Regions from separate parts of the Homo sapiens genome. Here region 1 is linked to region 2. The links are chromatin loops, found by intact Hi-C in ENCODE. Cell type or tissue: uterus. All regions are shown on one strand. Links, peaks and the distances in the headings refer to the core of each region. The heading gives the core; the rest is flanking DNA. Region 1 overlaps LOC105379163 (a long non-coding RNA gene). Region 2 overlaps SLC12A2-DT (SLC12A2 divergent transcript).

Region 1 (6,979 bases), core at 2,058-4,557, 1.0 Mb after region 2:
ATTTGAGAACACCAAAAAGTTTAGATGATACAAGTTAAAGGCAAATTGAGCCCATGGCCTCATTGTGCTACTTAGAATACCCTGTGACCCAGCTCTCCTCAGAAACCCTGATGGCTTTGTTGCAGCATTGCATTGCACAGAAGACCTCAGTGGTGGTCCTGAGTCCTCACAACAAGGTCAACCCGTGGCCTGGCCACTAAGGCAACAGAGAGGGAAATAAATTTTAGAAAACGCTTCCCTTAAAAATGAGTTAAAATGTACATTTGCATCATGAGACTAGGTTAACTGTCACCTGAGAAAGTCCTATATTCAGAAAGACTTAATCCTGGACCAGGTAAATGAGGCATTTGCTGTATGTTCTTTGTTATGAATTTAATGCTACAAAGAGAAAATGGGCATTGATGCATAATCTGGGTAAAAAAGAGATGTCAGAAGTTGGGAAAGAACTGCCAGAAGAGCTATGTTTTAGGATTTCACTCCACCTTACCCTGTGTTTTCTTGTAAAGATATTCTCAAAATTAGGCCAATTTCACTCTTTTAAGGTCAGAGGAGATTAAGATATTTAGAAATCAGATTGTGGGATTGATTCCCATTGTGATTGCTGACTTTTAGTATCAGCCTTTTGTTCTGCATGGATTCTCTCATCTTGCAAACTAGCAAGACTCCTGAATTTGGCAATGATCCTGCTCTGTGAAGCATTCTCAAGTTAGGGTTCTTATCAATGTCAGATTTCACTAAGCCAGTAATAAAGGAAAGGTTGAGAGAGCAAAGGATGTCACTGAGTTGACACCTAACAGCACAAAACAACTTGTCAGCTGGCAGGACAAGCCAGCATGTTCAGGGTGGTCACAGCCTTTGAGTTGGAAAGATAGTCTTTTAAACATTCTTACCTCACCAAATAACTTTAATAGATAAAATTTAGTTACTCCCTCCCACTTTTGTTCTATTCATTTAAAGCAGTGTTTTTTAAAAATTTATGTATATGTGACTACATGAAAAATACATTACTGTGTTTCTTGATGTTTTATGACCTGTACACAAAGTGAGACCAGCAGATGCCTTCAAGAGAAATAAAGGACACTGCTGTCATTCTAACTAAATTGTCCAGAGGAGGAAAGAAGAGTACAAAAATGATTATGAATACTTAAGAAGAGGCATGACTTTGTCATTGGTGTGGAGCCTATAATTATGTGCAATTCCCTACTTAAGACTTTTTAGTTATGCTGAACATTGAAAAAAAACTAAACAGCGGAGAGGAGAAAAGAAAAGGGGAAATTTAAACATTTAATGGAACACATTCATTAAATGGAGACATCGCTTCACCATAAGGGGGCAGTTAAGGGTTTGGTAGTCCTACTCACTTGCTATTGTCAAATCATTTGTTTTATCATGGATTTGAGATCCTTATAAGTCTTCATTATTATTTTGAATTCAAGAATGATTCCTTCTGCTCACAAAACATGATCACTTTTCATTGATTTTTTTTTTTAATATTCTGACTGGTTTTGCATATCTGGAAAAGATAAATCTTCAAAATTTGGAAATAAATATTTTTCCTCCCTGCCAAATCCATAATATGATCCCTTTCTGTCACTGACAGCACCATCAGATAAGTGGACGTGCCTTGCTTGGTTAGAAGGATGCTGCGATTTTCAGCAGGAACAAGAATGTAGTTACAGACCCAGCCTAAGACATGTTTAGGGCACGTTGTTACAGATTCTTTTTGGTTCTGTTCTAGAGATATCTTCTTAAGTCCCAATTTGACATTAGAAATTCTCATTCAGGGCCAACGTCCCCAGCAAACCAGGTATCCCACAGGCAGGATTCACCTTCAGGACTTGGGAGGAGGCCCTCAAGACGTGGGCTGCAGCAGGAGACACAAAGACAAGAGACTAAAAAAATACAGGGGCTTGGCCTCTTCAGATTCTTGGGATCTTCCTCTCCTCCTCAAACTGGAGCCTGAGTTTACCCCAGAACTGATGCTGAGAACAAATTGGGGAGGGAGAGGCAAATCTGAAGATGTGCAAACCACAAAAAACTGGAGGCATGAGAAACTGAAATCTAGGATTCTGTAATAGCACCAATATTTGTTGTTGTTCCCTTCCATCATTTATAAGTAAAATGTGAAATAAGACAAAGGGAATCAGTTACTCTACCTAAAGCTGTATTTTCTAGTTTTCCCCAGCTTTTATTTTTAAAAATACATATTTTATTTTATTTTATTCTGTCAGCAATCCCGTGATATAAATAGGGCAGGTATTACTATCCTTATTTTTGAGATGAGAACAGTGAGTCCCAGAAAGAGGAAATGACTTTATAAGGTTATGCAGTGAGTCAGACAGCCCAAGGAATAATAAATACCCAGTTCTGCTCTTATTTAATCCAGAACATTTCCCTTCCTGGCTTTAAGCATCCCTTTCCTCCTTCTCCCTTTGGTGGTTCTCTTTTGAACATGATCTCTCACCAACTGTGGATGAGTCCATGTTCAGAGTTGCAGAGAACTGTTGTTTATAGATCCCCCAAGGGGCTATTTTCGTTGCTTACCTGCGAAGCCCCTGTGATGGAAGTCCCTTAGAGGCAGTTGCTGGGATTCTTCTCACCTGAGACTGCTGTAATTAGCTCTGCTAACAACTGTGATCTGCGATTGAACATTGTTCACTGACAGGCACAGATAAGAGCTGCATCTCAGTGAGTGGTGTTCTAAATGGTGTTCTCCACTTGATAAACTCCTGTAAGGCACTTGTCAGGGTCACTGTTCTCAAACTCAGCTAGCAGCAGGCAGTTTCACCGTAACACCTTCCAAAACACACAAAAGAGGTTTTAACAGATCCCCAGGGAGTGCACCGCCATGCACTGGGAGAGACTTTATATTTTGACCTTGCCCAGGATTTGCCTGCCCCTCCTTCTAATGGAAAACATAGGTGTGGCCTTGCATGAGAAAAGGCAGTCTTTGTCTTCCTGATCCTTGAGACGCCAAGGTTTCAGATCTCCCCATAAGAACACTTGTAAGTGAAAGTATAATGGGTGATACGTTCAGACGATGCTTTTCAAAGCCTACACTCTTAATAGAAGCAAAACAAAATACTGCTTATGAACACCTGCTGGTGAGGACCCAGCCAAGAGGCAGTGTGGGCGTTGGATGGGAGGTGTTGCCCTGGCAGTAAATCCAAGTTGCTCACACCAAAGGAAGTGTTTCTAGGGAAGCTATCTGAGCAAGAGGTAAATACTTAGTCATTCGGAATAGTCCATAAATGACGACTGCTTCATCTTCAACAAGGGGAGGTCTGATTGGAAAGTGCTCACAGAATGATTGGATTGCATTTCTGTCTTCAATCCACCTTTGATTCACAATATACATTCCTTTGTTAAAAAATTGAAGAATGTCTGTAATCAAACCCTTGTTAACAGATGTAAAGAGCTACAATTTGCTTGCTGGACATTATTTCAACAAAAGTTTTTTCATTCAAAATAATTTGTCAAAAAAGGACCCATGCCCTTACGTGGTTTCAGATAGTGTGCTGTCCAATTTGTATGCTTTTCCACCTACTCCCCCAGGGCCATCAGGGGGTACGTGAGTTTAATGATTCTACTTCTTAACCATTTCTTAAATCTGCCTCCTTGGTCGGGCGCAGTGGCTCACACCTGTAATCCTAACACTTTGGGAGGCGGGAGGATTGCTTTGAGGTGGGAGGATTGAGGTGGGAGGATTGCTTGAGCCCAGGAGTTCAAGACCACCCTGGGCAACATAGTGCCCTGACTCTACTAAAAAAAAAAAATCTGTCTCCTTGTTTCAGTCCTCACGGCTTTTGCAGTAGTCGAAGGCTTCTTCATCTCTCACCTACACATTGCAATGCCTTTGCCTCCTAAATGGCCTCCCTTACTCACTGCTCTCCTATGCCATCTTCTATCTACCTCATCACCACTTCTAATTATCCTTCCAAATCACAGGTCTGATCATCCACTCACAGACCTATCGTGGCTTTCCATTGCCTACAAAAATGAAAACCAAACCACAGAACTTAGCATGACAGTAAAAGCCCTGCATCTAGCCTCCATCTACTGTATCCTTCATGCATCTTAAACTCTTGTCTATTCCAGATAACTTGCCCTTGCATGAAAGCACCCTCACTTTGAGTGTCTCTTTGAGCATACCTTCCCTCCTTTCATCCACACCATCTTACAAAAATCATCCTTTTTGAGTCAGCTCAAATATCATTTCCTCCAGGAAATTTCCCACGACTTTCTTCCAATCCAAATTAATTAATCTCTCTTTCCTCCAAGTTCATACAGCTCTATCTATCTATCTATCTATCTATCTATCTATCTATCTATCTTCCATTGTCTTTATTAGAGATACAATTTGCATATCATACAATTCACCCATTTAAAGCGTACAATTGAACGGTTTTTAGTATAGTCAACGAAGTTGTGCAGCTGTCACCACAATCAATTTTAGGACATTTCGTCACTCCAAAAAGAAACCCTGTACCCACTAGCAGTCACCCATTTCCTCCATCCTTCCCCATCCCCAGCCCTAGGCAACCATCTGTTTTCTGTCTCTACAGATTTGCCTATTCAAGACATTTCATATAAATGGAATCATACGATATGTGGTCCTTTGTGACTGGTGTCTCTCACTTAACATAGCGTTTTTAAGATCCATCCATGTTGTAGCATGTATCAGTACTACATTCCACTTCATTGTTTAATAATAATAATAATAATAGTTCATTGTATGGGAATACCACGTTTGTGACTGGCTTCTCTCACTTAGCATAGTGTTTTTAAGATCCATCCATATTGTAGCATTATCAGTATACATTCCACTTCATTGTTTGAATAATAATAATACTTCATTGTGTGGGTATACCACATTTATCCATTTATCAGTTGATGGATATTTGAGCTGTTTCCACTTTTTAGCAATTATGAATAATGCCTCATCTAACACTTTGATTATACTTTTTATTATCATATGTGTGGCTTCAGGTTTTTGTTTGGTTGGTTGGTTTTGCCTGTGTCTGTTTTTATCACTTGATTATAAACTTCTGGAAAAAGATCATTATTTTCACTCTGAAATTTCCATACAGCAAGTATTCAATAAGTGTTTGGCAGATGGATGAATGGGCAGATATTATAGGTTCTTACCATGTTGATTATGAAGAAGTACAAAGTATTCAGAATAAAAACACTAAGCACAGTAATAAACCAAGGGTGTGCCAGTAAATTTACCCAGTAAATTATAACTTTCAAAAACTGACGGTTCTTAAATAAACTTTAATCTCTGCACTATTTCCGGGAATTTCACACATGGTTATTACAGTTGATTATTTCAGGGAGGCAGTTCCTCTGCTAATAATAGTTGTGAACTGGCTGGACAGAGGCCTGGAAGACACCAGACTTTCTCTTCTGAATTAACTCCACAGTGTTTTGTTGTTGCTCTTGGCCTGACCGATGTTACTCTTCTAGCCTAGAGTAGTGGTTCTCAGCTCTGACTGAGCATCCAAATCCCCCATGGAGATTTTTCAAGGCATAATTATCTAAATCCCACTGCCCAGATTATGATTCTGTCGGCTGAGTAGGGGTCTATGTGCTCACATGTTCTAAAAACTCTAGAGACATTTCTGATGCATAGCCAGGTTCAAGAATAACTATTTCAAAAGTCACCCACAGGTTAAAAAAAAAAAAAAAAAAAGAGAGAGAATTAATATTATATACCATGTATGAGCACTTTACTCCTGAAGAGTATTTTACTCATTCTGGGATCATACCCATTAATACTACCTAACATTTATAAGGTACTTTTTATTTGGAAAGAGCTTTGTAGTCATATTTTATTAGCTAGGCTTGCATGCTGGGTGACCTTGTACAAATCACATAATCCCTTTGTATCTTAAATTTCCTCATATTGTAAACTGTAATACTGACCTACCCTCAAGGGGTATTGTGGGGACTAATGGAGGACTATGAAGCACTCAGCAAATATAAAAATGTTACATGCATGCTTATTAGACAGGTATGAAGTCCTAGTCACAGCCTTTAAAAATGAAACAAATACCAAAATAAAACGTTTCAACAGTCCTTCCTGCAACCTTCATTATCATCTGTAAGATCCTGTCCTAACACAAAAGTACTGTACAGCAATTCCCCCTTACCACCAAGACTAATAAACAACACAGTCTGCAGTCACAAAGGAAGACAGGGCCAGTGATGGCAGCAGATAAGTACAGCAAACAGCCCTGAAATATAGTTTGCTAACCGTCTCTTATTTATCATTTATAATGCAATTAGAGATTATACCTATAATTACACTCTTCTGAAAAATATTCTTAGAAAACATTTGTGCACATTCACAGTCTTTAAACTGATGCTAACTACCCCCTGTTGATAGTAAGCCTGAAGTTGTTTTCCAGTTTAGTGATGAGTTTTGCTGGTCTTGCAGAGCTACATTTAACCCCTTCTCATGTTCCGCATGTGACTGAAAGAATATGTGATCAAAATGGGACCTGGAGACCTATTTCAAGTTGGGTGTGGGTGAGAATGAAAAGGCAGAGGAGAAATCTCTAACCTGAGAACGAGGGGCAGGTATTGTAAGGATGTTGACCCACGACCAAGAGTTCATTTACACTATATTTTCAGCTTCTTGAAAAAGGGAGGCAGAAAACAAATGTGGTTTTTCCTTGTTGTCATTTTGCTTCGAAAGAGTCACATAATTTAAAGGACCATGTTCATTTTCTGTATTCTTGAAATCAAGGAAAATGTCATGGTGTTTTTAAGACAGGGCAGAAATAAGGTACAATATCCTGGTATAGTGCTTGTTTTCCACATCTTTTAGGTGGGAGCTTTAAAATCTTAGGTGAAACTTAATCATCTTGGCATATTTTTCTTTCTTTCAAACTTCCTAAAAAACAAAAGAAAAAAACAAGCAAATAAACAAACATGGAGAAACATTCAACATTTTATTCACAAATCTCCATGA
Region 2 (6,979 bases), core at 2,177-4,676:
GCAGGCGGATCAGATGAGGCCAGGAGTTCGAGACCAGCCTGGCCAACATGGGGAAACCCTGTCTCTACTAAAAATACAAAAATTAGTTGGGTGTAGTGGTGCATGTCTGTAATCCCAGCTACTAGGGAGGCTGAGGCATGAGAATTGCTTGAACCCGGGAGGCAGAGGCCTCATTGAGCCGAGACTGCGGCACTATGCTGTAGCCTGTGCGACAGAGTGAGACTCTGTATCCAAAAAAAAAAAAAAAAGAAGAAGCTTGTTTTTTTTTGTAAGAAACAAAGCTTGTTTATGTAAAAAAAAAAACAAAAAACTTGTTATGTAGTAAATGTTATAATTTTGCTTTCTTACCTAAGTCCCGGTCACCTTCTTCTTTAATTAAAAATATTATAAAGATTTTAGTCAGTCATAGAATTAAACATTAATTGAAATTGTACTGTGCTTTTCCTCTAGACAATATATAAATTCATATTTGTAAATTATGTCTTTCAAAAGAGACAGCTCAAGTTTTTTGCTTACCCAGGTAGTAAATTCATGACAAATGCATTTAAAAAACAGTCTTTCTTTCTTATCCCTACTTTTGTCTACACATGTTTGTTGTAAAGCTATTCAAAGAAATCTTTTCCAATTTAAAATCTGTATTAGAAAAGTTATTTGTGATTACTTTTGTACTTCTAACTATACAGGCTGTGGATATTTGCAAACTTCAAAGTTCAAAATTGTTATCAAATATTAATATTTGAAGGAATTACTTGTATATAATAGCTTAGTGATTACACACATGGACTCCAGCACCAGACTGCCTGGATTTGAATCTCAGCTCCATCAGCTCCGCTATTTGTTGTGTGATCTTGGCTTAGTGTGACCTCTGTGCCTCAGTTTCCTAATCTATAAAATGGGGTATAACAATGGTAGCTTTTTTTTTTTTTAGACAGAGTCTCGCTCTGTCACCCAGTCTGGAGTGCAGTGGTAAGATCACAGCTCACTGCAGCCTTGATCTCCCAGGCTCAAGTGATCCTCCCACCTCAGCCTCCTGAGTAGCTGGGACCACAGGTGCAGGCCACCATCCCCGGCTAATTTTTTTGTTTTTTGTAGAAACAGGGTATGGCCATGTTGCCTAAGCTGGTCTTGAACTCCTGGACTTAAGCAGTCTGCTTTCCAAAGTGCTAGGATTACAGGCATGAGCCACCACACCCTCATACTTGTGGAGCTATGAGGATTACATAAAGTACTATTCGTAAAATACTTAGAATAGTGCCTGATAATATGGTAAGGCCTAATGTATGTAAACAGTAAATAAATGCTTAAAACTTAATATTTTATTCAAAAAACAAACAGGGCTAAGATACAACCTTTAGGTCATATCTTTTCTTGCAAGTATGTCCTGTTTTATTTTTTACTTTGCTTTTTGTTTTGATTTTGAGAGGTATTTAGGTAATTTTTTGAGTAGCATGTAAGCTATTTTTTTTTTCTGTTACAGATTTTTAGGGCAGTTTTTAGTGTCATTATGTTGCTGCTACATATTTGGAAGATGGAACAAGCCCAGACAAAGGAGGATTCTTTTTTACTCATCTTAAATCCATTTTATTTTCCTTCATCTGAGCCCCTTAAAACTAATGTGTTACTGGTAAGTTGGTGTGTGCCTGTAGTCCCAGCTACTAGGGAGGCTAAGCCAGGAGTATCGCTTCAGCCCCAGAGTTCAAGACCAGCCTGGACAACATAGCAAGACTCCCGTCTTAGAAAAAAATCTGTACAGATATGTTATAGGAACATTTTGTCTGCATTCACTACATTGCACTATACTTTAAAAAAAAAGAGATTTAAAATACAAATACTGACACTTAACACACATGTACTCATATCTTAATAATTAGTTTAATTGCTTCCCCTTTATGGAGTCAAATAATATAATGCGTTTCCTAACTAACTGTATACTTATATTTTCCTCAATGTTAATGAAAAATCTCTAATATTTTTATCCTCTTATATTTCTTAATTATTAATCTATTTTCACTTTTAAAAAGCCATAAAAATAAGATATGTTTTTATAATTATTCTAGATGCCTGAAATTTTGTAAAAATCATAAATATGGAAAAGATCTTAAAGGGTTATGTAATAAGCCCCTACTTTGCACAATATTCTACCTCTGACACTTTTAAGAAAATAATTTCTAGTAACACATCCTAGTGGTTACAAGTCCTTATGCCATAGCATTGGACATTAATAATCACTCAAATACTTATTGAGGAATAAGATGTTCTTCCTAATGACTAAATTAAATTATTCTCATTATAATTCAATTCTTTGGCTTCTTGTCCCATTCTTCAGAGGTTATGGTAACCCGTAAAAGTGTAAGGTTATTTTCAGTTTTATTTTCTAAATGATTTCCTCTTGCATGTCATTATAGGACCAAATTTCTAAGTATGTAATTATTTTTATTACTGTCCTCTGGGCCCTTTCCAAGTAATTTAATCTTCCTTTAAATGTGGGCCAAAACTATTAGGTTCAATATGGCAGTTTTTAAAAACATGAGTATGAAGGTAAAGGCAGGTTATTACGGTTCATGTAATTGTTTTCATTTAAAACTGAAGTACCAGCTGACTTTGAATATGGCCCTGAGTATCAGCTCTTCTGATTAGTCAAGAAATGTTTCTTGTTTTTTAAGAGATTTGAACTAAAATTCCACCTCAATTGTAACCAATTTTTTTTTTTTTTTTTTTTTTTTTTGAGACTGAGTTTCTCTCTGTTGTCCAGGCTGGAGTGCAGTGGCATGATCTCGGCTCACTGCAACCTCTGCCTCCCGGGTTCAAGTGATTCTCCTGCCTCAATCTCCCAAGTAGCTGGGATTACAGGTGCTCACGAACAGGCCTGGTTAATTTTTGTATTTTTAGTAGAGATGGAGTTTTACCATGTTGGCCAGGCTGGTCTCGAACTCCTGACTTCAAGTGATCTGCCGGCCTTGACCTCCCAAAGTGCTGGGATTACAGGCTGAGACACCCACCATGCCTGGTTGAATTGTAACCAATTTCTAGAGACATAAAATTCTTAATATATATTATATAATATAGATAGATATTATTGATATATATTCCATATTATATAATTCTTGATATAATATATAATTCTTGATATATAATAGGATATATATCAAGAATTTAATATCTATAAGTCAAGTAGATATTTATTATTTATAACATCTTTCTATTTATAAAGTAATAATTAATATAGAAGTCATAGGAAAAAAGCAAAAGGAAGTAACACTTATAATGCCATCACCCTGAAATAACATTTTCCTGTTTATGGTATTACAAAATGATTTATGGTATGTTTTATAGTTTTTAAAACCAGTAATGTGAACATTTCTCTATATATGAAAATGGATATCTTGCAATTGCATGATTTCTAATGGCTTCATAATATTGCATCATGTAGATTTATCATAATTTACTGACTCTATCACCTATTTTTGAACCCTGTTTATTTCATTTTTAAATAAGAGCAAGCAGTGCTACATTGGATGTCTTTGTGCATATATCTTTCTTAATTGAGTATTTCCTTAGGATAAATTCTTAGAAGTGAAATAGCAGGGTATGTATATTTTTAAAACTTTTGGCATACATATCAAAATTGATTTTCAGAAAGGTTATTATCAATTTATCCTTCTGTCAACATTGTGTTTGAATTTCTGCCTTCCACCACCCTTATAAAGTCAGAGTAAAATCTTTCTTAATCTTTGTCAATCTGATTAGCAAAAAAAAAAAACAACAAAAGTTTAATTTGCAGATCATTGACTTCTAGTGAGGTTATAGTTTTTAAAGTTTCTTAATCATTTATATATTTTTATTTCTGAATTGCCCATTGATATCTATAGAAGACCATTACTGTATCCTAGAAGTGGGGTTTCCATTCTCTCTTGTTGTGGTAATAGCATACACATTTTTCTTGTTGTTTTTGTTTGGGTTTTGTTTTGTTTCTTTGGTGAGGTGGGGGTAATTCTTTTACTGGAATTACCTCTCTGTGTGTAGTTTTGGAAGGACATAATAGAGGAGCTTGCCTGCCCCAGCCAAATTGTGAGCATATGACCAAATGTGCCAATCTGGCTCTCATAAGTGTTTTGAATTTTGGGTGGTGTGATGCAAAGTCAGAAAAGTAAGTCCAGTTGTGGGACTCTTAGTTGCTTATATCTCACTTCCTCCCTCCCTGGGCAACTGCCTTGCCTGAGGGCAACCCAAGGCCACTGACTAGCTGATGGTCAATATAAAGGGCATTGACTGTATTTGGGACAATCTAAAGAGCCACTACCTCAAAGAACACCCTGTAGGATGGACTGAGGCTTCAGCTGCATCCTCACTGTGAGTCTGCTGCTTCCTCTGCCCAATCCTGCCTTCCTCATTTCCTTATAGTTGTGTCTCCTGAGTATACTCTCAATCAAACTTCCTCTATGCCATTTCTCTATGCTTTCTCTATGCCATCTCTATGCCACCTCAGTCTGTTTCTAAGGAACTGTCCATTCCAGTGGCAGTACTCAGGGAAGACAGTATGGTAGTTCCTGCCAGCAGCACCCTCTGGAACTACTTCCGTTGTCCTTTCTGCATCTGTTTCTTCTTTCATTTAACTTTCCCATACTCTTACAGTAATTCACTTCATCTAAGTTAACCAGAGTCTTGGTTTCTGTGGCTTGCAACCAAAAATCTATTAATACAATGTTCTTTGTCATTTTACCCATTTTAAGAGCTTTTTCATGTATTATGGACAAAAACCCTAAACTAAATTGGTTTTCTCCAGTTAGTTGCATTGCAATTTTGTTTATCATAGTGTTGACATTCAACTATTTAGAAAATTTATTACTGTAAGTATCTTGGTCTTTGTGTGTGTGTGATTTTTACTTTGATGTAATGCAGGAGTCCCCAACCCCTGGGCCACAGAATGGTACCATTAGGAACCAGGCTGCACAGCGGGAGATGAGCAGTGGGCAAGCAAGAGAAGCTTCATCTGTATTTGCAGCCACTCCCCATCACTCGCATTACTGCCTGAGCTCCATCTCCTGTCAGATCAGCAGTGGCATTAGATTCTTATAGGAGCATGAACCCTATTGTGAACTGTGCCTGTGAAGCATCTAGGTTGCGTGCTCCTTATGAGAATCTAATGCCTGATGATCTGTCACTGTCTCCCAACACCCCCAGCTGGGACCATCTAGTTGCAGAAAAACAAGTTCAGGGCTCCCACTGATTCTATGTTGTGGTGAGTTGTATAATTATTTCACTATATATTACAATGTAGTAATAATAGAAATAAAGTGCACAATAAATGTAGTGTTCTTGTATCATCCCAAAGTCATCCACCTTCACCACCCCAATCCATGGAAGAAAATGGTCCCTGGTGCCAAAAAGGTTGGGGACTGCTGATGTAATGCCTGGAGAGACCTTTAATGTCACATGAGCATATACATAAAAATTCATGTGTACATATTTTTAAGATTTTGTTTTTATCCCCTAATTCTTATGACAAAGATTTTTGCCTTGACTAATGACATTGATTGAACTATTTCCTACAAATAATTTAACTGAATATTTAGACTTTTGTGTTAAAATTTTCTATAACAATATCTTCAAATTTCAGTGCTGAAATAACAGACATTTCTGTTCTACTCAGACAGCAATCTAGAAATGACCTGTCTGAAGCTGGCCAGGCAGCTCTGTCCTTCTCATCAGGAGGCTTCTTCATCTGAATTAAAGATGGGAGCCTTTATTTGTTGCTATTATCTCGTCAGTGAGAAGGAAAACCTAGAGAGGAGAAAACAACTTCCTACCATACACACACACACCAAATCCATTGGTCCAAATTTAGGCAGTCGGCTGTACGTAGCAGATTGGGAAATAGTCTTTTACTGGAATCCCCCATGATGACAAGTTCTGCCCATTGGTAGAAACCTGTGTTTTCCTGTGTTATAAAGGGTTATAAAACATTTTTAATACTAGTATTAAAATGGTATTATGTTGAACATGTAACTGAAAATGTTCCTACAAATATTAAGTGAAAATTAACACATGGCTAAGATTTAAAATAAATGTTCCCCTTACAAAATGGTTTGTGTGTGCGTGTGAACCTGTGTGTGCATGTATACTATAACAATTCAAAACTTCTCTTCACTCTCCTTCACCACTGCTACCATATATTTAAATGTGGAACATGAGTTAAGAAGATTTTGGTTTTGGCCAGGCATGGTGTATCAGTTCATTTTCACACTGCTGATAAAGATATACCTGAGACTGGGTAATTTATAAATAAAAAGAGGTTGAATGGACTCACAGTTCCACGTGGCTGGGGAGGCCTCACAATAATGGAAGAAGGCAAAAGCTATGTCTTACATGGTGGCAAACAAGAGAATAAGAGCCAAGTGAAAGGTGTTTCCACTTATAAACCCATCAGATCTCGTAAGACTTATTCACTAACGGGAACAGTACAGGGGAAACTGCCCCCATGATTCAATTATCTTCCACCGTGTCCCTCCCATAACATGGGGGAGTTATGGGAGCTACAATTCAAGATGAGATTTGTCAAACCTTATCACTTGGTGTCTCACGCCTGTAATCGTAGCACTTTGGGAGGCTGAGGTGGCAGGATCTCTTGAGCTCAGGCGTTCGAGACCAGCCTGCGCAACAGGGTGAAAACCCATCTCTGCAAAAAATACAAAAATTAGCCGTGCATGGTGGCACACGCCTGTTGTCTCAGCTATTTGGGAGGCTGAGGTGGGAGAATTCATTGAGCCCAGGAGGCAGAGATTTTGAGATTTTAGTGAGCCAAGATCATGCCACTGCCCTCCAGCCTGGGTGACAGAGTGAGACCCCATCTCAGAAAAAAAAAAGGCTGGGTGTGGTGGCTCACGCCTATAATTCCAGCACTTTGGGAGGCCGAGGCAGGCGAATCACGAGGTCAAGAGATCAAGACCATCCTGGCAAACATGGTGAAATCCCGTCTTTA

Evidence for each region. A loop is a pair of places that touch in the nucleus more often than their neighbours do. Peaks named below come from ENCODE experiments on the same cell type or tissue, not always from the same donor. Only the 100,000 strongest peaks of a DNase experiment are listed, where the experiment ranks them.
Region 1: it touches region 2 in a loop (8-fold over the local background); 5 of 110 quality-filtered maps call a loop at or near these places.

Annotation. Positions count from the first base shown.
Region 1 is chr5:127,037,151-127,044,129 of GRCh38, reverse strand. It overlaps LOC105379163 (a long non-coding RNA gene), which reads right to left. Exons shown (of 2, transcript XR_007058920.1): 2 at 5,258-6,901. It also overlaps a transcript of C5orf63 not described here. Among named protein-coding and RNA genes, the nearest start is that of MARCHF3, 10 kb to the right of the region's middle. RefSeq lists an enhancer at 2,506-3,349. In uterus, for the core only: no CTCF peak of the experiment used is centred there; a DNase peak (open chromatin) is centred at 3,149; H3K27ac peaks cover 1,754 bases.
Region 2 is chr5:128,071,592-128,078,570 of GRCh38, reverse strand. All of the region lies in intron 1 of SLC12A2-DT (SLC12A2 divergent transcript), which reads left to right. Among named protein-coding and RNA genes, the nearest start is that of SLC12A2-DT, 8.1 kb to the left of the region's middle. In uterus, for the core only: no CTCF peak of the experiment used is centred there; no DNase peak of the experiment used is centred there.